Regions from separate parts of the Homo sapiens genome. Here all the other regions are linked to region 3. Evidence: read pairs that join two places in POLR2A ChIA-PET (ENCODE). Cell type or tissue: CD4-positive, alpha-beta T cell. All regions are shown on one strand.

What was found. ChIA-PET counts read pairs that join two places held together with the same protein. Peaks named below come from ENCODE experiments on the same cell type or tissue, not always from the same donor. Only the 100,000 strongest peaks of a DNase experiment are listed, where the experiment ranks them.
Region 1: POLR2A ChIA-PET joins it to region 3 with 34 read pairs; 6 of 35 experiments call an interaction of 5 or more read pairs at or near these places.
Region 2: POLR2A ChIA-PET joins it to region 3 with 14 read pairs; 6 of 35 experiments call an interaction of 5 or more read pairs at or near these places.

Annotation. Positions count from the first base shown.
Region 1 is chr12:3,944,634-3,952,633 of GRCh38, reverse strand. The region is part of intron 2 of LOC105369608 (a long non-coding RNA gene); the gene reads left to right. Among named protein-coding and RNA genes, the nearest start is that of LINC03141, 63 kb to the left of the region's middle. RefSeq lists an enhancer at 7,298-7,811. In CD4-positive, alpha-beta T cell, no CTCF peak of the experiment used is centred here; DNase peaks (open chromatin) are centred at 1,513 and 4,673; H3K27ac peaks cover 5,376 bases.
Region 2 is chr12:3,969,298-3,977,297 of GRCh38, reverse strand. No RefSeq gene overlaps it. Among named protein-coding and RNA genes, the nearest start is that of LINC03141, 39 kb to the left of the region's middle. In CD4-positive, alpha-beta T cell, no CTCF peak of the experiment used is centred here; DNase peaks (open chromatin) are centred at 3,077, 3,597, 3,847 and 4,507; H3K4me3 peaks cover 532 bases; H3K27ac peaks cover 3,299 bases.
Region 3 is chr12:3,893,242-3,901,241 of GRCh38, reverse strand. The region is part of intron 1 of PARP11-AS1 (PARP11 antisense RNA 1); the gene reads right to left. Among named protein-coding and RNA genes, the nearest start is that of PARP11, 24 kb to the right of the region's middle. In CD4-positive, alpha-beta T cell, no CTCF peak of the experiment used is centred here; DNase peaks (open chromatin) are centred at 3,421, 3,731 and 4,181; H3K4me3 peaks cover 1,160 bases; H3K27ac peaks cover 4,830 bases.

The DNA.
Region 1 (8,000 bases), 51 kb before region 3:
CGCGGTGGCTCACGCCTGTAATCCCAGCACTTTGGGAGGCCGAGATGGGCGGATCACGAGGTCAGGAGATCGAGACCATCCCAGCTAACACGGTGAAACCCCGTGTCTACTAAAAATACAAAAAAATTAGCCAGGCGTGGGGGCGGGCGCCTGTAGTCCCAGCTACTCGGGAGGCTGAGGCAGGAGAATGGTGTGAACCCGGGAGGCGGAGCTTGCAGTGAGCCGAGATGGCGCCCCTGCACTCCAGCCTGGGCGACAGAGCCAGACTCCGTCTCAAAAAAAAAAAAAAAAAAAAAAAAAAAGAATTATCTGGCCCCAAATGGTGACGGTGCGTAGGTTAAGAAACCTTGACTTAAAGAAAAAGTTATGATCCTAAATATTATATTAGAAAAGAAGAATGATAACTATGCCGGCGAGGTTGAGGATGGATTAGAAAAGGGAGCCCGTTGGCAGAGAAAATTAGTAGGCTATTGTAATAATTAAGACAATAATGAGGACGTAGCCTAAGGCTTTGGCAACAGAAATAGAGAAAGAAAAGAGATTCAGGGTAAAATGGACAAGATTTGGAGATAAATGAGGCAGAGAAACTAGTAAAAACAGAAATGGCTCAGTAGAGACACTCCAGGGTGGGAACAAACCACATAGCTTCACAGATGCATTAGTGTGCCACGGTAGACCACGGGGGCTGGTCCTGATGGGCACCCGCAAGCAGTGCGCCCCAGGGAACAGGGCATCAATGCGGTGTGGGCTCCTGCGGAGTCCAAGAGCCTGCCCGAACTGCAGCGGTGCCCCAGAGAAAAAAATGAGGTTAAGGCCGTGTCCAGGGAGGTGGGAAGATGCAGTGACGCGGGCTCTAGAGACAGGATGCAGTGAAGAGAGGGGAGGGCATTCTTTGTGAATTCTCAGGCACGAGATCACCTGAGGTGCGGGCGTGAATGGGCTTGGTCCCCAAATCCTTGCCTGGTTTACAGGGATACGATGCAAGTCACGGAAGAAGAGTTTCCAATTACACCATGGCGGAGAAGAAAGAAAGAAAATGACACAACCACACGTACCACAGCTCAGAGTTTCAAAGACCACGTTAAGGTGTGATTCAAACAGCCATTGTGCAGCTCAAGCACGTTCCAGACTCAAGTCTGTGTAAACAGAGTTATATTTACTAGCACAAGGCCTGAAATAGAAATCCCGCAGCAAGCTCCTCTCTCATTAACGGGGTCTCTTTCACACCCTAGGGGATACCCATGAGCGGGCTGTGTCAATTGTTAGTGCCAGAAACAGTGGCTGGTTGAGAATGCCTTTTCTTTCACATTTTACAGGGAAATTCACATGGAACCAGATTCAATAGTCTCGCGACATCCTTGTTAGAAACACTTAGATTTTTCTCTTTTTGGCAGTAGCTGGTCTCCATGAGTTGATGTTTGGTGTCAGAACAGCCTCAAACAGGTGGCTGAGGGAATTTGTAGGCTCGTTTAAAATCGTGCTTAAGATACTCACAAAAGCAACTTCTCTAGGCCGCTTTGAAGGTCCTGGGACATTTCTGATCTAAAGAGGTGTTTTGTGGTTTGTTTTGTTTTGTTTTGTTTTTTTCCTATCTAGATAAAAGATAATGTTAGTCAATGCAGCTGGCACTTTTTATTCATTTGTTTCCCATCAATCTCTGTCTTTCTGAAATAGACACAGATCTTTATTTGGTGTGTCAGTGTGTGGGAGAATGGCATGCAGACACAGGATAACAGGCACAGAGACAGTGCCTGGTCTATGTTCATGTGCTGTCCTCTGTTCAGTTGTCTCTCCTGTTCAACTGTCTCTGTGAACTAACAATATGTAGAACATCCCCTAAGTAAATGGTGGTGGTGGTCGTGAGGAGAAGAGAAAGCAGAGAGAAAGACCAAGCGATGTAGGGCAAGAGAGATTAAAGATAAAGAGAGGAAGAGACAGGGAGAATGGCAGGAAGGAGAGGAATGAGTGGGGCCATTTTCCACTGCTCTTAGCCGGCAGTTTCTGGGCTTTCAGTCTGCGTGTGGACAAGACATGTCCGTGTCTCTGAGAATGGATCTACCTGGTTTCCTGGGTCTGCTCCTATTTGGGGCCTTAGGGTTATGAGGGAGGAGTGGAAGGAAAAGGCGATGGCAGCTTTAGTTTCAATGGGTGCAGAGCTGGGATGGTGGAGGGAGGCTGATATCACTGCCCGCCTGGCACTGGGCACTTTTCTTACTCTACCAAGGGTCAGGAAGGGAAATTGGTGGGACTTGTACAGACTGGCTGAAATGTTTGTGGGCTGAAGTGATTGTTAGATTTCAACTTTAAGATGTTAGCCTATTTGAAAGTTTCTTTGCCTACAAAGATGAATTTCTTAGCACTCTTCCAGGAAAAACAAAGCTGTTACAATGAAAAATTTCTCTTTTATCTTGTGGAAGAATTCTTTATGAATACCTCCCTGTATATCATAGTACCTTATGTTTATTTAAGTTATTTTCACAGCTGCAATGTCGTCTGGTTCTGTAAGGAAGTTAAAGGTATACTGTATCTCTCTTTCTAGCCCTAGGACATAGGTATGCTTCCTTCTTTCTGATGATAAGAATTATGTAATTGGTCATTTCTTATTACTTTGGTTACCAGGAAGCTCAGAACCAAATTTGTAGCACAAACATCACTTATTCTATTTGTTCCTTGTGTTGATTTTTCCCTGGGTCTGTTTTTCATTTGTTTCAAAGTATACATTGCCATTCTATTCTGAGTTTAATAAGAAATTAATTGCATTCATTTAACAAATATTTATTTGTTACCGAAACACCAGGGGTTTGGTCTAGGTCCTGCTGCTTACTGCACAGAAAGCCAATAACTGAGACGATTATTGCCAAGGAAGAAGGCTTTTGTCGGGTGCTGCAGCCAAGGAGATGGGAGCTCAGTCTCAAATCCATCTCTCTGACCAATTAAAATTAGGGGTTTTTATAGCAGGGAAGAAATGTAACAATGTGTCAGAAAACAAGAATTAGGAAGGGGTAAGGAAACAAAATGGGGGACCTGGTGTCATTGTCTTGATGTAGTTCTTTGATCTGGTGAGTTTTAGTTCTTTGATACTTTGAGAGGCCTGGGGGTCCTTTCCTGAGGAAGGAACTCAGATAAAACAAATGCAAGTTTCAAGCTTTAAGATCAGAAGGGTCCATTTTTATGTTTATCCAAAAGAACTGTCTGTGGGGCTGCTAGGTTGGTTTCATACTGATTCCCTCATTCTCTATTCTTCTCGGTTTTATTTATCTCCACATCCCTCAATACCATCTAAGTTATATCTCTTATTTATTATTTATTGTATACCCTCTCACTTCCTACCACTGTCAATAGAAATTAAGCTCCAGGGATGCTGGGTGCGGTGGCTCACACCTGTAATCCCAGCACTTTGGGAGGCCGAGGTGGGTGGATCACAGGGTCAGGAGATTGAGACTAGCCTGGCAACATGGTGAAACCCCGTCTCTACTAAAAATACAAAATTTAGCCAGGCATGGTGGTGGGCGCCTGTAGTCCCAGCTACTCAGGAGGCTGAGGCAGGGAAATCGCTTGAACCCGGGAGGCAGAGGTTGCAGTGAGCTGAGATTGCACCACTGCACTACAGCCTGGGTAACAGAGTGAGGCTCTGTCTCAAAAGAAAGAAAGAAAGAAAGAAATTAATTTAGCTCCGTGAAGGTAAGGACTCCACTGCACTCCAGCCTGGGTGACAGAGCGAGGCTCTGTCTCAAAAGGAAGGAAGGAAGGAAGGAAGGAAGGAGGGAGGGAGGGAGGGAGGGAGGGAAGGAAGGAAGGAAGGAAGGAAGGAAGGAAGGAAGGAAGGAAGGAAGGAAGGAAAGAAAGAAATGTAGCTCCGTGAAGGCAAGGACTTTTTCTCTTTTTTGTTCCATACTGTATTTCCAGAGTCTAGAGCAGAGCCTAGCATACTGCATGCAAAATACCTGTCGAGTGAAGGAATTACCTATTGTATGTCAAGTTCTGTGCTAAAAGATGGGAATCAGAGATGCAACCTGTGCAGTCTCACAGGGCCTCAAACTCAGTCCCCTCACTTAGCTTCACGCGCTGCTGTCACTATCATGAAATTCTTAATATGTTTTGAACAAGGAGCCCCACACTTCCATTTTGCACTGGGCTCAACAAATTCTGTGGCCAGTCCTAATGGAAACAGGGTTATTACTTTCAAGGAGGTTTTGATCTACTTGGAAAGGAATTATTAAAAAAGATACATATCCAGTGGCTCATGCCTGTAATCCTAGCACTTTGGGAGGCCAAGGCAGGCGGATCAGTTGAGGTCAGGAGTTCGAGACCACCCTGGCCAATGTGACAAAACACTGTCTCTACTAATACAAAAATTAGCTGGGTGTGGTGGCAGGCGCCTGTAGTCCCAGCTACTCAAGGAGACTGAAGCACGAGAATCACTTGAACCTGGGAGGCAGAAGTTGAAGTGAACTAAGTTTGTGCCATTGCTCTCCAGCTTGGACGACAGAGTGAAACTGTGTCTCAAAAAGAAAAAATATATCTATTTACCCTAAATATTTATTTTAACACAAACGATGTATATGTATGTATTTATATCTACATATCTACATGAATCTTTTGATGCAGAGCCAATGCCTTTTTCTTTGTCATCTTTCTTGTTTAAACCACACCCTTAACGCATCATCTATGATTTCCTGTTTTCATTTCTTTAAAGTGGAGAGAGAAGTTGAAGACACACTTGAAAAGTAATCTGACTGCAGAATTCTTCTTTAGTTTTATAATCCACTGCACAGTCTTTCGCAATTGTCTTACCCATTCCTAAATAAGTAGCAAGTTTTGATGCCTCACCTTTGTCGAGTCTGTCCAAATTATTCAATTTAGTTCTCATACAAACGAATACCATTTGCATTCACATTTCATTGGCTTACGTAATATTTAATTCTATTATGTAAGTTACAAAGATGTGTACAACTTTCAAGTTGATGGAAACAAATACAAATGACTCTTGATAAACCAAAACTGAACAAGAAAGAAGCAGAAATATTCAGACATATTAAAGAGTGGCCTCCCAGCCACCAGCAATCAAGATAAGGCGGACATCAATCAGTATGCCTCACAGAGAGGTGGAAAATGCTGATGAATCTGGGAAGCTGCTTAAGTATAGATTGGTTAAGAGATGTTTTATGGTAATTAATGGTATGAGAGCAGATAACAGGAAGATTGAGCTAGGTCAAGGAAATCACAGAAGGCTTTCCCGAGGAAGTAATGGCTGAGATAAACTCCAAAAAAAATAAAAGATAGAAGTTTCCTGGGGGAAAGAAGAGGAGTATTCTAGGCTACAGGAATAACATGTACAAAGGGCCCGTGGAAGGGTGGAGACTCGGCATATTCAGAGACCTAAAAGAAGGTGAGAATAACTGGAACTACAGGATGAGAAGAATCATGGGGCATGATGAGCTAGGGGAGTCAGGAGGGAAAACCTGACAGGCCTTGTGGACCTGCTAAAGATTTTGAGTTTTATGATGGGAGCAAGGAAAGCTACTGTCTTAGTTCATTTTGTGTTGCTGTCACAGAATACCCGAGACAGGGTAATTTATAAAGAAAAGAGATTTATTTGGCTCATGGTTCTGCAGGATGGGAAGTTCAAGATTAGGCATCTGGTGAGGGCCTCAGGCTCTTTCAATTCATGGTGGACAGCAGAAGGGGAGCCAGCAAAGAAATCACATGGTGAGAGAGGAAGCAAGAGAGTGAAACCGAGGAAAATAGATTCGTTTTAACAACCTGCTGTCTTGGGAACTAATCGGCCTTGCCAGAGTGAGAATTTACTCACTACCATGAGAATGGCACCAAACCATTTATGAAAGATGCACCTCCATAGCCCCAAACACCTCCCACTAAGCCCCACCTCTCAACACTGTCACACTGGGGCTCAAATTTCAACATGATAGTTGATGGAGACAAACTCAAACTCAAGGGTGTTTGAATATCCAAACCATGGCAGCTACTAAAGATTTTGAGTAGGAGTATAACATTATCAGATTTGTGATTCCTAAAGAACACTCTGGCTACAATGTGGAGAACAGATTACAAGGGAACAAGGTGAATTTGGAAGAGCAGCCATGGTCCAGGTAAGAGATGCTGTTAGCTGGACAAGGGTTGTGAGGATAGAAATGAAGAGGATACTTAGAACTTGGTGATAGATTCAATCCTGCGAAAAGAGATGGTTAATCAAGAATGATATCTAGATATCTGGCTTGTAAAACTGGGTGGATGATGTCACTGTTGATTGAAATAGGAAACACTGGAAAATAACTACGTTTTAGGAGGAAAAGTCCTGAGGTTTTGGAAATTTCAAGTTCTAAGTGCTCTTGAACATGTAAGTGGAAGAGTCAGGTTGGATTTAATTATGTAGGTATGGCAAAAGGAGAAAAGGTATTGACTAAAGATAAAAATTTACAAACTGTCTTTAAATGATAGAAACAGAAGTAAGGATTAGATTACCTACAATGAGAATCCAGAATGAGAAGATAATTTCTTAACCGAGTCTGATATTTAATTGATGGATAGAGGAAAAAGAGGCTGTAAATGGGAGAGGGAAGTAGCAGGCAAAAAGGTTGGAAGAGAACTAGGAGGCATTGGGTAGTGAGAGTCATGGAAATAGAGCATTCCAAGAAGGAAAGTCTCCCGAGAGTTTAAGTAAAATAAGGGCTGTAAATATCCTTTGGAATTAGCGACATGGAAGTTACTCATGACTTCAGTGAACGCTGTTTCCTGGAGTGATGCAATGGTAGTCAAACTGGAGTGGGTTGATTACAGAGTGGGGGAAAAAGGAGATGGAGCTCTGCAGATCCTTTCCCAGAGGAAAAAGGAAATAGATCTATTCTCTCTCTCTCTAATATATGTGCACTTCCTTATCTCTCCAGAAAGGACTTTCTGTATGACTTTCAGCAAGATATGTAATTTCTCTGAACCTCTTTTCTTAACAATAAAATAGGGATTTGTGAGTGCACGAGTATACAGACACAAATATGGAGATATATGTCTCCATATGTGAACATATATATATCTCTATCTGCCTATTATCTATCTGCATATATATGTATGTGTATGTGTGTATACACACACACACACAAATCCCTATCTTATTGTTGAGAAAACAAGTTCAGAAAAATTATACGATTTGATGAAAGTCATTTTTAAAACCTGTAGCCAGGCGATGACCATAGACCAGTCTTTCTGACTTGTCACAGGCAGCTCAGTACGGGGAAAAAGGGGTTGAATTAAAGAGCTCTGGAAAATCACTCATCTCCTCTGAGCCTTGGTTTCTTTAGCTTTGCTTCACTTGTTGTGAAAATTGCAGGAGATAACCATGTAAAGAACCTGACACTGGTAGCATTCAGGGAATGTTAGTTTCCACGTCCTCCTTCCCTCCTAACTTCCTTCTCTCCTTTTCCCCTTAATCCAAGAAGAGAGGAATAAAATGAAGGGAGAGAGAGGATATGGATATTAATTTTGAGAAAGGCTATGAGGGGAAAATCAGGCTAAAATCAGTTGGAGAGATGTAGGTTAGGTGAAACAAACAGCGTATTGGCTATCAGGGAACTGAGTGAATAGAATGGTGCATCAAGGAGAACTAGAAACTCTTTCCCTGGAAGTCTTTCAACTAAGGCAATCATTCCTTTTAGGGTACTTCAAGCCCTTTGTTCAGTGCCATTGTCTCTGGCTTTCAGAGGGGGTGATACATTAACAAGTCTGAGAACTTTGTAAGCAATTCTGAAATAAACTCTTCATTAGCATTTCAGAGGAACATCTAAATGCCACCACTAAAGTGCAGGCTTCCATGGCCTCCTCAAAGCACATTGGGCAGATTCTTGTAATGCCAGGTCATTAAGCTGAGTTTCCAAGGGTGACTGAGTGGGAATGAGGCCGCTCCCAACCATGTGCCCCACCTCTTCATTCTGTCAGGAGGAGAGTGCAGAAAATGCAGGTTATCCCAGGCACCAATGCCCAGTTGGCCT
Region 2 (8,000 bases), 76 kb before region 3:
CAGTCATCCCCACTTCTGAAGAGCCAAGTATCATATCTAATGTGTAAGAAAATAGCCCGAACTTTGCAAGGGCAAAGCAGAGTAGTGGATTTGCTTGACTAAAGTTAAGAAGGTGAGTGGGGAAGTCAGGAGAGATGAGGATGGGAAAACAGATGGGGCATGCCAAATTGTGGTACAAAAGAAATTATACATGTTTTACTTTCTGCAACTAAAGGGATCTGCTTCATGGATTACCCAGGTTTCCCTGGCTCCTACCTGGCCATCGTACAATCAATTAGTACAGAAACTTGCCATGGACACAATTATAGACAATTCTTCCATCTCATTGTGAGCCCATTAAGGGCATGGACCATGGCACGTTTCAGCTTGGCCATGACAGATGTTTAATAGAAGGAGGAAAGGTCAAACCAAAGTCAATCTTCTTTGTTTCTTATGAGTTTCTCTAACAGGAGAAAACAAAGGTTCAGAATATCTGTAAGTTGCCTTACTCATTTTACCCATTCCTTTTCCTTCCACCTGCCTCTGCTATCGGCCCTCAAGAGTTGACCAAATACAGTAGCAGAGATGACAAAAGTCATATTGCTAGTTTGCAACTTAAAGGTCACAGTGTCTGAAAATTTAGAGGAAACCTAAAGTTCGACCAGCCGGCTTCCCCTCTTGTTTTAGATGAGCAGACTGAGGTCAGGGAGGTGAATGGTTAGTTGAAGGTCACATAGCTACATGGTGAGAGTTGGTGTTTGTAACTTCTTAACCAGGATCACCACCCTCTTTGTCACTTCACGACGTTGACTGTCTCTCAAAGGTTGGAGATCACAGAGCAAGCCTCACAGAAGCTGATGAGCTCTTCCTAGTGGTTTTTGTGCACTTAGGGTACCCTCAAAGAATGCTGATGTCTGCCCACAGAGTCTAGAGGCCTCAAGTTTTTCCTATAGGTGAAGATAACTTTAAAAAGTGGCCATACTGTTTGAGGTCTGCTTTTTAGTGCATCTTCTACAAAAATGTTCTTTATTAGGTTCACAGCACCCATTTAAATTACTCTCCCATTTCTACTTGTTTGAAATTAGATCAGAGTTCAAAATAATATAATACATGGGTAGTATTAAGTATCTTGGTACTTAACTTCAAAGTTGTTGAACAGTTCTGAATAACATTTTCACCTACTGGAGGGGTCTGCATTCTATTTTGAATAGCCAATCACTAGCTTTTCTATTCTATTGTGGTTGTTTATAAAAGTTAATGTGCAGTTGTTTTTTAAATTTCTCCCTTTAACTTTTTGAATTCTCTGCTCTGTATTTAGCTGCCATAAAGAAACTTCTTTAATGTTAGACAGAAAAACACATCCTGCTTATCTTGTTCGGTTAGCTCTTCGCTGGTCCCTGTATGTGTCTACATTGTAGAAAATGAAGTTAAGTCATGTCTTTGTTATGGATTTTCCCTGGAGAGGTTTCCCCTTGATTTTGCAACTAGTTAAGTTTCCTTTCACTGATTGCCAAGGATTGTTTTAAAACAAACAAGCAAACCAACTTCATCGGAAAAGCACAGTAAATATTAGCCAGCATCACTAATAACTAAACAATGGTATGTAAGTACAGTAAGCTTTAAAGAAACACAGAAGATGCACTGTTTCTCATAATAATAATGGCTAATACTTCCTGTGTGTCAGGCACTGTTTTAGGTGCTTTATACCTTTTTAATGAAATAATCTTTAGGAAAACTGTATTAGGTAGATTGTTTATTATGTCAAACTTATAGATCATGAAACTGAAGCAGAGTGAAGTGAAGCACGTTGGCTAAGGTCATGCTTTCGTTACCGGTGGGGCTTGGATTTGAACCTGGGCAGTCCGAATATGAGTATCACCCGTGACCCTTATCTCCAGTACCTTCTGCTGTACTGTACCAGCCCACTCCCAATCTACAAAACAGAGAAGCAATTAAGCCAGGTCATTAAGTAATTTGTTATACATAATAGTATACACAAGAATGCTTGGGTAACATTGAATTTTTCTTAACTTTGGAAATGACCTTATAGTACTATCTTTTGTGCAAAAGCTGCTGAGGACATAATTCTCGCTCAGGAGTCAGAAGACTTTTTCTGTCAATGGCTAGGTAGTAAATATTTTAGGCTTTGCTGGCCTTACGGTCTTGGTTGCACCAACTCAGCCACTCAGGGCAAAAGCAGTCGTGGGCAATAGGGAAACATGGGCATTGGACACTCAAATTTTACTTTCATATCATATTCATATGCCACAACATATACTTCCTCTTTTGATTTCAGAAAAAAAAAAAAAAAGTGAATTTTTTTTTTTTTTTTTGGCGACAGAGTCTTGCTCTGTCGCCCAGGCTGGAGGGCAGTGGTGCGATCTCGGCTCACTGCAACCTCCGCCTCCCAGGTTCAAGCAGTTCTCTGCCTCAGCCTCCCAAGTAGCTGGGACTACAGGTGCCTGGCACCAGGCCTGGCTAATTTTTGTATTTTTAGTAGAGATGGGGTTTCACCATCTTGGCCAGGTTGGTCTTGAACTCCTGACCTCGTAATCTACCCGCCTTGGCCTCCCAAAGTGCTGGGATTACAGGCGTGAGCCACCGTGCCCGGCCAATCATTTTTAGTTTATAGGCCATGCAAAAACAGGCAGCAGGCAGGATTAGGTCAATGGACCCGAGTTTGTTAAGCCCTGTTCTTGCTAGCTGATTCTTCCACCTCATCGTAAGCTCTCCAAGGCCTGGGACCATGTTAGAGTCAGCTTGGCACACTACAGACATTTAATAGAAGTTTGTTGAGTTGAAAGGAATTGAACTTAGAAAGGGGGAGGAGAAGGAAGGCACTTCAGAAACCCCATCCTGCTTCATGCTCAGACAGGAACTAAACTCAAACAAGCGTGGGACATTCCTTCTTCCCTGCATACCTCACTTGCTTTTTGTAATAGTTTTGTTCACTTTTGATTGCACTGGTACCTGGCTTATCCAGGTCTATAGCTCTCACTATCTCTGTATGGCAGGTTTCAGACTGCAATTTGTAGATAGAGATCTTGAACGAGAGAAGAAGAGGCTCCCAGCTTCCTCTGCTGGGCTCTGGGCCAAGCTGTCCCTGTGGCACTTCAAGAGAGACAGGGACCTTCCAGGGGATTTAGTGGTTCCTCATTTGGCTGAGTAGCAAATCAGAATGCTTCTTTCTGATTTCTGCTCCTGATAGCATGGCACACAGATCAAAGGAAGAAGTGCTCCCAATAATACTGAAACCTTCTGCCTCCAGCTGCACAAGAACTATTTGGAAAGTGTGTGACTCTAGAAGGTATGCAGCTTAGAGCAGAGTAGAGGGCACCTCACTGAGGTTTTCTAAAGATCTATGAATTTGAGACCCTTATGATTCTGGAGCAGGAGAAATTCCAGTTGTCCTATCATATAGGCAGGCTATGACCTCTGAAGCCTTTTCCTAGTTGGAGACTCAGTTACTAGAAACAAAACCCTCATCCTCATCTCCAGATGAATCTGAAGAGTTCTATAGCCAATAAGGGTTAGCCTGGCACAAAGGCAATTTCTGGCTGCTTTTAGAGTGCGGGCGCTTCCTCGTGGGTGCCTTTCTGTGTGCACCTGCAGTGCCGGCATTGGTCACCGCTGAGGAGCCACCAGCCTGGAGCTGGGTTTTGGCAGGACAGAGTAAAAAAAAAACCGGGTTTTTCAGTTTGGATGGGATATATTTCAACTGAGCACGAGAATCTTCCCCCCACCCACGTTCTCCAACATCATCTACTCTGAACAAAACCTCCGTAAGACTGCTTCGATAATATGATTTATCTCCTTTTTCTGTTCAGCTCTGCCTTTAAAAAGTGTTAAACTGGTTAAGAAGGGGATTTCCCCAGGAGCGTGGCATGAGTTCTTTCTCTCTTTGGGAGATGTGCTTCCAATTTTTTGCGTTCTTTGCTGAGATAATCAGCAGTTTTTGTGTTTTTTTTTTAAGATGGAGTCTTGCTGTGTCACCCAGGCCGGAGTGCAGTGGTACAATCTTGGCTCACTGCAACCTCCGCCTCCCAGGTGCAAGCGATTCTCCTGTCTCAACCTCCCATTCTTTCTACTCTTCCTTCCCATTTTTACTGTACTTGTCCCTGAGTCTAGAATTATGCACACACCAAGCAGGGTGTTGCCTAGTCTGGAGATCTGAAGGGATCCCTAAGGTTTTTCCTCAGAATTGCCTGATATTTTACTCTTAGTGACTCACTTCTTTGGGTTAAGCATGAATTCTTTATTATATTTTTAAAAAATCAAAACAAAACAAGAACAAACTTGGCAGGAGTGATGACTTGTCATGGGAACAGTAATTATCACAGGAAAAACCCAGGTTTCTTCCTGATATGTCACGAAGAGGTTCAAAGTAGATGGAATATAGTGTAGGGTCAAGAACACCAAAGTTCCAGGAGCTTCTAGTCAAGAAAGTGAACAATGGCTTCCCCTTCCACTTCAACCAAAACCCCTCACTCTTCACCACAGCCCACAAGGCCCCTCGTGATCTATTTCCTGCCAACCTCTCTCACTCCACCCTGGGTCATGCTCATTTCTTTCATGGTGCTTCAGCCAGAACATCTTTTATTTCTGCTTCTCAAACATATCAAGCTCCTTCCTGCCTCAGAACCTTTGCAGATGCTATTCCCTCTGTCCAGAATGCCCTTCTTCCAGATGCTTACATGGCGACTTCCTGTCATTCAGGCGTCCTTTGACATACCATTTCCTGACCACCCAATCTAAAATTGCCCACAGATATTCTCCATTACATTGCCTCAAATTGCCTCATTTTACTTTCATAGTGTTTACCACTCTCTGAAATCATCTTTTTTTTTTTTTAAAATGTGCTTCTTTCTTGTGATTGTCCTCTCATAAAATGGTAAACCCTATGAGAAAAGAATCTTCCCAATCTTAATTATTAAATAAATGAATCAAAGTAAGGGTCAGACCTTCCAGCAAGGATTAAAAGCAAAGAGATAGGAAGTTTAGGGGGAGGCGTAGCAGTGACCTGGAAGTCATAGACAGGTGTCCAGGTCATCTCTGGGAGCCTTAGAGGTTGGTGCTCCCTGGGAGGGGTGGTGGGTACATCTATGTAAGGTCTCTGAGAAGGCTTAGTCAATAGGACTCCTCTTTCCTACCCTGATTCAGATCCCTCAGATAAATAAGACAAAGGAGGCCGGGCGTGGTGGCTCACGCCTGTAGACCCAGCACTTTGGAAGGCCAAGGCGGGTGGATCACAAGGTCAGGAGATAGAGACCATGGTGAAACCCCATCTCTACTAAAAATACAAAAATTATCTGGGAGTGGTGGCTTGTGCCTGTAATCCCAGCTACTTGGGAGGCTGAGGCAGGAGAATCGCTTGAACCAGGGAGTCAGAGGTTGCAGTGAGCCAAGATCACACCACTGCACTCCAGCCTGGTGACAGAGCGAGACTCCATCTCAAAAAATAAAAAATAAAAATAAAAATCAGCTCATTCATTGCATCATCTGAGCACACCATCCCTTACAGTGATTCTCCCCATTATGTAACCTTACGGCACCATCGATCTCTTCCGCAGAATACGTGCCAAAGTTGTAATGGTGCATTTAGTTGTGTGATTCTTGTATTTACTTTAAAAAAAAAAAAAACCATTTATTATGGAAATTTTCAAACATTTGCAAAAGTAGGGTAAATAGTAAAAATAACTCCATGTGTCCATTGCCCAGTTTTAACAACTATCTACTCATGACTAATCTTATTGATTCATTGTCTTTTATAAATTTTCTAGACAGTGTTTTTTTTTTCTCACCACTTTGTCCCTGGCCTGACTCATATAAGGCACACATCCTTTGAAAGAATGACAGACTGAATGGATGAATGATATGCTGTGCATTACGCAAAAGGACAGCGCAGGCTGCCGAGAACATAGATGATGTGTTGGTTAGCTGGGGCTACCACAATAAAATACCATTGATTGGGTGGCTTATACAACAGACGTTTATTTCTCACAGTTTTGGAGCCTAGAAGTCCAAGATCAAGGTGCCAGCAGTGTCAGGGTCTGGTGAGGCTTCTCTCCTTGGGTTACAGGCAGCCAACTCCTCATTGTATCCTCACATGAAGGGTGGAGAGAAGGAGAAAGCTCGCTGGTGTCTCTTCCTTTAAGGGCACTAATCCTATCCTGAGGCCCCACCTTCATGACCTCATCTAAACCTAATCATCTCTCAAAGGTCCCATCTCCAAATACAATCACATTGGGAGTCAGGACTTCAACATACGAATTTTGGGGGATGCTATTCAGCTCATATCAGGTGAGCAGCGTCTAGCTTAGAGGGAGGATTCTGCACAAGTCCAGCTATTGCCAGCTTGCTTCCCACAGCTTTGTGAGGACAGAGGGGAGAGTACACAGGATGAAGAAGATGGGAGAGGTTGTGGGGGATCCACAAAGCCGGAAGAGGCAATGCAGACTTCCTTAGGTATCCTGGCTGGCAACAGCCCAGTTCGCCTACCTCACTTACTTGGGTTTATTTCAGCAGAATTTTTGCCTTGGCACTCATGGCCTAGAACAGCAATTCCCAAGGAACACTAGTCTAGAGTTCTCCTTCTTGAAAAAAGGAATCGGTGGTCCCTGTGTTTGGGAATGCTATTTACCCTCTTTTTAGGATATTAACTCTAATAACTCTCCCAGTTGTATGTGTTTTTTAAGTTATAATTTTGTCTAAGGCAATTCTTTCCAAGTTTATTTATCATGGATCCCGTTGCCACTAGCATAGATATCATTCACCCCATGGAGAACCAGTGTCTGCAGAATATGTTTGTGGCATATCATAAACACACTTTCCCCTTTACCGGCCGTTTCCAGAAAAGACAAAATTTAAATTTGTCCCTTTTCCTTTTTTTAAGCTTTTAAGAAATTATATAATTAACACATGATCAGTAGAGAAAAAAACAGAATGTAAAAATAGAATAAAAAAGAAAACCGCATTATGATTCCATGACACAGAAATAATACCCTTACCGTTTTCAGTGCTTCTCCTTCTGGACTTTTACAAATGCATAATTACTGTGCATGTTCCTCATAAGATATTTTTAAAAAGAATAATTGAGATTAATTACCACTGACAATGGCAAAACAGTCTTAAAAAGAGAATGCATTCCCTGACAAGAATGGGGTCCTGGCCGGGCGCGGTGGCTCACACCTGTACTCCCAGCACTTTGGGAGGCCAAGGTGGGCGGATCACGAGGTCAAGAGATCAAGACCATCCTGGCAAACACGGTGAAACCCCATCTCTACTAAAAATACAAAAATTAGCTGGGCGTGGTGGCGGGCACCTGTAGTCCCAGGTACTCAGGAGGCTGAGGCAGTAGAATCGCTTGAACCTGGGAGGTAGAGCTTGCAGTAAGCCAAGATCGCGCCACTGCACTCCAGCCTGGCGACAGAGTGAGACTCCGTCTCAAAAAAAAAAAAAAAAAAAAAAAATGGGGTCCTTCCTCAAGAATTCCAATGTGCCTTTTTCACCTTTTGTTTCTTTATTTTATTATGAGTACACTGCCATTGCTTTCCTCTGTTTACCTGACATTCCCCTGGACTGAAGTTAGTCCAATTTGACAGACAGAGAGCTAGTTCAAACACAGAACACAGGGCACTACACTTTTTTTTTTCTTTTTGAGACGGAGTCTCGCTCTGTGGCCAGGCTGGAGTGCAGTGGTGTGATCTCGGTTTACTGCAACTTCCACCTCCCGGGTTCAAGCCATTCTCTTGCCTTAGCCTCCTGAGTAGCTGGGATTACAGGCACCTGCCACAACACCCAGCTAACTTTTGTATTTTTAATAGATACAGGGTTTCACCATGTTGGCCAGAAATGGGTCTCAATCTCTTGACCTCCGATCTGCCTGCCTCGGCCTCCCAAAGTGCTGGGATTACAGACGTGAGTCACTGCACCAGCCGGCACTAAACTTTTAATAACAGTACCACGCAAGGAAAGAATGCAAGCTGCTTCACTTCTTGATATCAAGTGACTTGAAAAGTCCC
Region 3 (8,000 bases):
CTATCAGAGTCAGGAGGAAACAGCTGCTTACCATATCTACTCCTTTTCAATATTGTATCTGAAGTATAAGTTAATGTAATAAGGCAAGAAAAATACATAATATAAGAATTTAAAAGCAGAAAGAAAGCTGTTCTTATTTTCAGATGATATAATAGTCCGTAGGACACTTTATAAACTATTAGAATTAATGAGTGATCACTAAGCTGGATATAAGACCAACAAACAAATCAATAGCCTACTTAATCACCAGTAATAGACAATTAGAAATGTAATCTTCAAAAATGTCATATTTGCAAAAATGTGTAGGATGCCTGTGAAGAAAATAATAAAATTTTATTGAAGGAAATAGAACAAGACATGGTATATTAATTAAGGTGTTTTTACATGCAAGTAACATATATCCAACAGGAAGTGTCTTGAAGTAATATTTATTACTTCACATTACATGAAGCCCAGCATGGGCAGGTTCAGGGTTGCTTAATCCTGCAACTCAAGGATGTCATCAAACACTCAGGATCTTTCCATCTTTCTGCTGAAGCATCTCCAACAAGGCTTTTATCTCAGGTTTGTCCTCTCCCAGTTTCAGGATTGATGTCATAGTTAGAGTCTATGTGTAAAGACCTCTTCACATGACTCTATTCCAGAGGAAGTAAAAGAAGTATCTCTTTGCACATCTATTTTTTTGTTATCAAACTTTTCCCATAAACCTTTATCTCATGTCCCCCAGGATTGAGTCATGAGGCCATGCCTATGGAAGAATAGGAAAATCTCTCATATTTTCAGTCTCTAATATGGGAAGCATTCTCTGTAGATAAGAAAGGAAGTGGAGTGGGCTAGTACTGATGAGTAGGCAACCAAGAGGTCCTGCCACATCCAAATAAATGGATGGGACGACTCAATATCATTAGGTTGTCAGCTGTCCTTCAATTTTAATATATTAATCAAGTGTAATTACAATCAAAATCAAAATACTTTTTTTATGGAACTGGAAATGCTCATATTAAAATTAATGTAACAGAACAAAGGTTCAAAAACAATTTTGGAGGAAAAGAAGTGGAGGCAGCTGTCCGACTAGAGAGCAAAACATTTTATAAAGCCATGATAATTAGATGGCATGACTGTGGCACAGAAGCCACAAACTAACAGAAGACGAAAGAGAGTCCAGACACAAGCCCATACATATATGGAAATCTGAGATATGAGAGATGGCATGTTTTCACTTTTGAGATTGTGGTTCCACAAACAACAACAAAATTCATGGCTTCTTTGATGAAAATGAAAGTCTCACGCACCCTCAAAATAATGTGCTCTCCTAAAAGTGTCGAGAATTATAGTATTGCCTATATATAGCTCTGGTAAGCAAAACAAACGTATTCATGAACAAATTGCTTTGATTTTTCTTTTCAAATAATTATTGTATTGCTTCTATATGCTATAAGTCGTACTTCACTTCCTCCCAAGATTCTGAAATGTGCACCACTCTTGGATCCGCAGTCCCTCCCAAATGGGTTGGCATCTCTGTGCCAAGCAACAAGAAGCCTAAGAGGAACTCAAAACAGGGGGCTGGCATGATCGGATGTGCATTTTAGAAAGATCACTGGGCGGTGGGAGGATGGGATACAAAAGAAAAATAACATGCCCTTAAACCCTTGTCCTAAAGTGTTTAAATTGTAGCCGAAGAGACACCAAATACAGAGTGTAAAGGACAAAGAACCTTCACAGCCCATCAAAGAGTGCACTAGGAACTCACACAGAGAACAGCAGCATTGCATCCTGGGAAGTGGCAAGGAACTAGAGGTGGATGGCTGGGTTTTGTCACTCCAGCACTTTGGGCCTCAATTTTCTCAACTTTAATAGTGGGATGATGTCAATATCTACTTCCCAAAGCTGTTACAAGAATTAAACTATAAGTTCTATCTGCAAAGTGCTTTGCTGACTGTAAAAAACTACCTAGATATGAGCCAAGGCCAAGTACACAGACGTGTGTTCTAGTTCTGAGCTACAGTGCTTACTCTAGCAGTGAGATTAATGTCATTGACTTCTTTGCTCCTTACCTGACTTGGATTTCTACATGTGAGCAAGGTCAAAGGAAGGCAGTTTGATAACTCAGAAAGAATCACCAAATCTTCTGATTGGAAGGCATCTTTGAGGTTATTATTTCAGTCTCCCACTCCATGTAGGAATCCTCTCTACAAGTTCCTGACCCAGGTGGTTGTCTTATCTCCGCTTGCACCTTGCTGTCATGGAGATGTTACTCCCTCACAAAGCAGCTCAGCCTGTCTGTGGACAGTGGGCATTGTTAGAAATAGAGCTGAAATCAGACTCCCTTCAGCCTCTGTCCACTTGTCTTAGTTCAGCCCTCTGGAACAACACAAAACTAATTCACTCCCTTTCTCATTTGACAGCTTTTCAAGGGTTTGAAGACAGCTATCAGAGTTGTCTATGTGTGCCCTTCTCTGGAATAAACGTTCCCGGTTTTCTGAACTGCCCCTCTCAGGTCGTGGTTTCTAAGATGCTTCACTAGTCCAGTTATCCTCCCTGGACTGATCACTGCTTTGTCAGTATCCCCTTTTAAAATCTAGTGCCACCTTCCTGCCACCACATCTAAGTGGAAACAGCCTAAATGTCCAAGAGCAAGTCAATTCAAACAAATTATGGCATATCTACACAATAGTATGTTGTATAACTATTAAAACTGGGTTTCAAAGAATATGTAAGTTGAGGAAATAATTCAGGACATAATGTTAGTTTTTTAATGTAGAATATAAACACTACCTAACCCACATTTTTAGTACTTCCATGTGCCTCATGGAACACAAGTCTCCAGAAGAGACTTGAAGGACATATACCAAAATGATAACAGTAGTGATCTCCAAATGATGAGAGCTAATTTTCGTTTTCTTCTTCATACATTTCTGTACTTCTAAGTTTTCTACTATGAATATATTTTGCTTTCGTGATTTACAAAATACAAAGACCACAAAGTTGAATGTGAAGAAGAAACATGGTACCAGGAATAAGCCCTCATGCTCTGAGGCAGATGGGCCAATGGCACCCTCATCACCCTTGCTCTGCCTGTTACAATTCCCCTTATGCTACCTGGCAAACACTAGTTGTTTTGTAGCCATGTCAGAATTTTTTGGCTCATGTTGGGCTTTTTGTTAACTACAATCTTCAAGACTTTTTCCCATTAACTATTGTCAATAATTTGAATAACTGAGTTTTTTTTTTTTTAATCAATATGAAGAACTTGCATTTTCTCCATTAAATTCCATCATGCTTATTTTGGCTCCTTGTTCAGGCAAACCACCATATCCTGTTTCTGTCATGCGGCATATTACTTAGACTTCTTCATTTTGTGTCAACTCATATTTATATGTTGGCATCTCTTTCATGTCATTGAAAGGATTTTCACAGAACCGGGCACCAAACAAGGACTAGCGGCATCTTGTGCTACACCTCTCTCTGAGTTGACTTGGCCCCGCCTGTCCAGTGCTTTTTGGATACAATGGTTTGCCTAGCTGTGCCTTCACCAAGCCATAGATCACCCAGGCCCTATCCATTCATTGTACCATAAAATGTGTTGTCGGAAGCCCTGTTGAAAGATTCACTACCTCTGGGACAATCTTGAGAGTTTTGGTAATCTTTCAAAAAAGAAAAAAATGTGAAGTGATGTTAGTATGACATGGTTTGTTCTACATAACCTGTGCTGGCTTCTTGAGATTACCACTTCCTTTTCAAAGCGATTGTAATCTAACTCCTTAATAATGCAGCTTACAGTTTGCTGGGGATCAAAGTTAAACTCAACAGTGCAAAGTTCCCCAAACCTACATATTTCCCCTTTTGACAACTCGGACAGTTGCCCATCACTAATCTTCTGGCATCACTCCTGAGATTCCTGAAAGATTACTGACAATCATTCTATGATTAAATCTACAAATTCTTTCAGTCCCCAGGGATGGAATTTGTCAGGGCCTGGAGATCTAAGCTTATTTAGAGAGCCCAGGTATTCATTTTCTAAAGAGCTTCATAACTAGGGCTGCAATTGCTTCTTTGCAGTGTTTATATTGTTCTTTCCAGTTTGAAGATCATTCTGAGAGATAGAGATGATGGAAGCTAAGTAGGAGTTGCATAATTCTGCTTTGTATCTGTCATCTGCTAGCATTACACCATCTGCCCCAAGCACAGGATCTGGCCCTTCCCTATTCTTCCTGCTCAGAATATACTTGCACAAAGCTCTTTTTGCTGTTCCTGAGCATTTTTTGCAAGTCTCAGCTCATTCTGAGCCCCAGCCTTGCTAACACTATGGCTACAAGCCTGTGACACTCTTTGCTTTTCTTCTCCGGTGATGTGCCCTGCTTAGTGCTTTTGTAAAGGCTCTTTGAAAACCTGAGAGTGCTGGAGGGCTTCCCCTGCTGGCTCGGGGTCTTCCCTTTGCTTCCTAGTCAGGATCACTGGAGACTGTATTGCCAGAATTTAATTTTGGAAAGAATGTTGCTTTAATGCTTCTTCTGTCCTCTCATTCTTTGAAAACAAAACAACAAAACAAAACAAAATAGTACAACAACAACAACCACCACAAAAATCACAGCTGCAAATGAGGTCTGATTAGAAACCAGTACAGTGTATTTAGGCTCATCATGGTAAAAAAAAATCTGACAAATGATAAAAAGCGTTGCTTAGTTTGCTTTAAATAAGAATGTGGAGGAACTGTTTTTTCTAGTTCATTGTGCAATGAGAAAAAAGGGAGGGAGCAGAGATCCAAAAAACAAGGACAATTAATATTGAGTAGCAACTACGTTCTTTCATTTAATCTTCATGTCAGTCCTGGAAGCACTGTCCTGATTTAGAGATGGAGAAAAATGAAGCTTAAGTTAAGTGACTTAGAGTAACTTTGTAAACCAGTGGGTAGAACCAAGGGTCAAACTCAGGCAGTGTGATTGGACTGCTCATGTGCTTTTTCCTACATTACGGGTATAGGTAAGCAGCTCACAAAACCATTCCACCCAAAGATGTGTTTTTTGGACCCTATGGCATTTAAAAAAATGTTTAGATTTATTGCCGACATTTATAACTTAGGAGATTTTACGTTCACTTCTAGAATCCTAGCTACTTTTGAGAACCTCTGGCCCTACATTTCCCCCATGGAAACCATTGGCCAAGTGGAGTAGTGGCGATCTGCCCTCTCCAGGTTGCCCCAATCCCCACCTTCCCCCTCATTTATATTCCCCGCTTGGTCCTGTTAGATGTTTGAGTTTGCACTGCCTTAGGCTATGCTGATACTCCATTGTTTTTCCTGGTTTCTGAGAGAAAGCCTTCTGCCATATGGAAAAGAAGGGAGCAAAGGTTATGAAAATCAAAGATATGTCTCTTGCACTCAATTCGGCCTTATTATTCCCCTGGAAAGGGCCTCCCAGAATCTTAAGAGGTTCCGAAAAAGAGTGTGCTTGTTTCACTCAGCTTGTCCCAGGATCCTCCATTCCCAATAATGGACTCCCTTTTGCACTGTGTTTCTTAAACCACAGAGTCTAACAAGAACATCATTCAACTTTTTAAAGCCTGTATGTATGGGCAAGAGAGCCTGTTCATATGACCTTCTAAATAGGACTCTTGGGCACGATCAGAATGTCTGGCTAAGCCTGCCTTCGTGGTTAGACACCACTAACAGACCATTGAAAATATGCACGTCGTAGATCATAGAGTGGACAGAACCTAGGCTGAGGATCAGGAAATCTGTTTTTTCATCTTGGTTCTGGTGTTAGAGGGATACCCAGTGCATAGAACATCACAGAAACACAGACCTCAAGGGGTAAGTCCAGAATGGGGGCTGGTAGTTAGAATGAAGACTATAGAGGGAATCTGAATATCATTTTGAAGGGAGAGATCCATCCATTCATTCAGTCACTCTGTGAATATGTATTTATTATGCACACACTACATGTCGGACACAGTTTAGGCAATGAGAATTCAGAATTGAACCAGACAGACAAAAATCCCTGCCATCATGGAACTTACATTTCAGTAAGGAGAGATAGACAAGTGAAAAAACCAAGTAAGTAAATATCTTTGGTCAACTGGTAATAAGACTGTGGGAAAAATCAAGCAGGGTAACTGATGGTTATGAAACTTTGAGGCTGGGAGAGGGGGGTATTTAAAGAAGGTAATCAAGGCCTCTTCACAGGGAAAGTGAAATTTCAATTCAGGCCTGAAGGAAGTAAGAAAGCAAGCCATGGGGATTTTTTGAAGAAAAGCATTCCAGGTGAAGGGAAGAACAAGTGCATAGACCCCGAGGTGGACTGTGCCCGGCATGTTTTAGGGCGAGCAGAGGCCAGGATGGCTGGAGCAGAGTATGCAAAAGAGACAGCCATTAGACATGGAGTCTGACAGGTGACAAGCGCCCATACTGTGGAGGGACTTGCAGGACATCGTGTTGAATACTGATTTTTGCTCTTATTATCCTGGGAGGCAGGGAAGTGACATGATCAAGCTTATAGTTGAACAGGATAACACTGAGAATTCTGTTGAGAATAGTATGTAGGCAGCTAGGGCAGAAGCGGGAGAGCAGTTAGGGGGCTGTCACATAGTGGCTGGGCTAGGGAGTAGCCTTGGAAACAGCAGAACATGGTTCTATTCTGCACATAATTTGAAGGTAAAGTGAACAGGATTTGCAGAGGCATCAAAAGAGAGAGAGCACATGTGAGAGGAAGCTCTAAGGGTTTAAGCTTGAGCAACCAGACCCATGGCCATTAACCGAGCTGGGAAAGGCTGTGGAAGGAGCAGGTTTGGCATCCAGACCAGGAGTTCTGTTTTTTGATACATTCGGATACCGATTAAACATTCAAATAGAGATTGTGAATAGGCAATTGGGCATGTGCATGTGTAATTATAAACATGGGCATCAAAACCATATTGATTATGTTTAAAACTCATAGACCGAATGAGATCACCAAAGAAGAGAGTAGAATTAGAAAAAAGAAGAGATCGGAGTACTGGGCTCTGGGCATTCTAACATTACAAGGTGGGGACCTGAGATGGAATCAGCAAGGAAACTGGAAAGGAGTATCCAGGAAAGCTGGAGGAAAACCTGGGGGGGAAGTCTTCTCAGAGGCCAAGTGAGGAAAATGTATTCCAGAAGAATGGAGAGATCAACTGTGCCATGTGTTACCTGAGGTGTCCAGGATGATGAGGACTTAGAAATGACCATAGGATGTCATGGTGAAGAGATGATTGGTGACCTTGATAAGAACAGTTTTGGCGCTGGTGGTTTGTGCATCGGAGAGAGAGTAGGAGGGCCTGGGTGCTGTGAAGTCCTAATTAGAATGACTCCAACAGAGGATGTGGGAGAAGAGAGGTCTGACATGGTGAGCAAGAACAACTATTTAGAGGAGTTTTGCTGTGTAGAGAAGGAGAGAAACGGGAGGAAGTGGGGTTAAGAGCGGTGTCCTGTGTGTGTGTGCGTGCGTGCATGTGTAAGATGGGAGCAGGTCTGAAGGCTCATGGGATTCATCCCGTATAGAGAGGAGAGCTGATGATTCAGAAGAGAGGGGAGAATGCTAGGATAGTGGTGGGATCTGGGGCGCACATGGACAGGGTGGTCTTTGTCAGGAAGAGAGCTACCTCATCCATGGTAATGGTATAAAAGCGAGACACAGAGTGACTGGTAAGTCGATTGACAGAAGCCGATAGCAATAGCTGGTCTCCTCAACAAGCCAAAAATGGGGTGTGGCAGGATAGAACTCAAAGGGCCAGGTCCAAAGGCTCATGGAGCTTTTGGTTGGTAAGGAGTGTATTTATCCCTCCTTGTAACTGAATCCGAAAGACATCAAGTGGAGGAATGCTTTAAACCATGAGACAGGGCCAGGTGCAGTGGCTCACACCTATAATCCCAGCATTCTGGGAGGCGGAGGTGGGAGGATAGCTTGAGCTTAGGAATTCGAGACCATCCTGGGCAACATCTTGAGACTCCATCTCTACAAAATATTAAAAAAATTAGCCAGGTA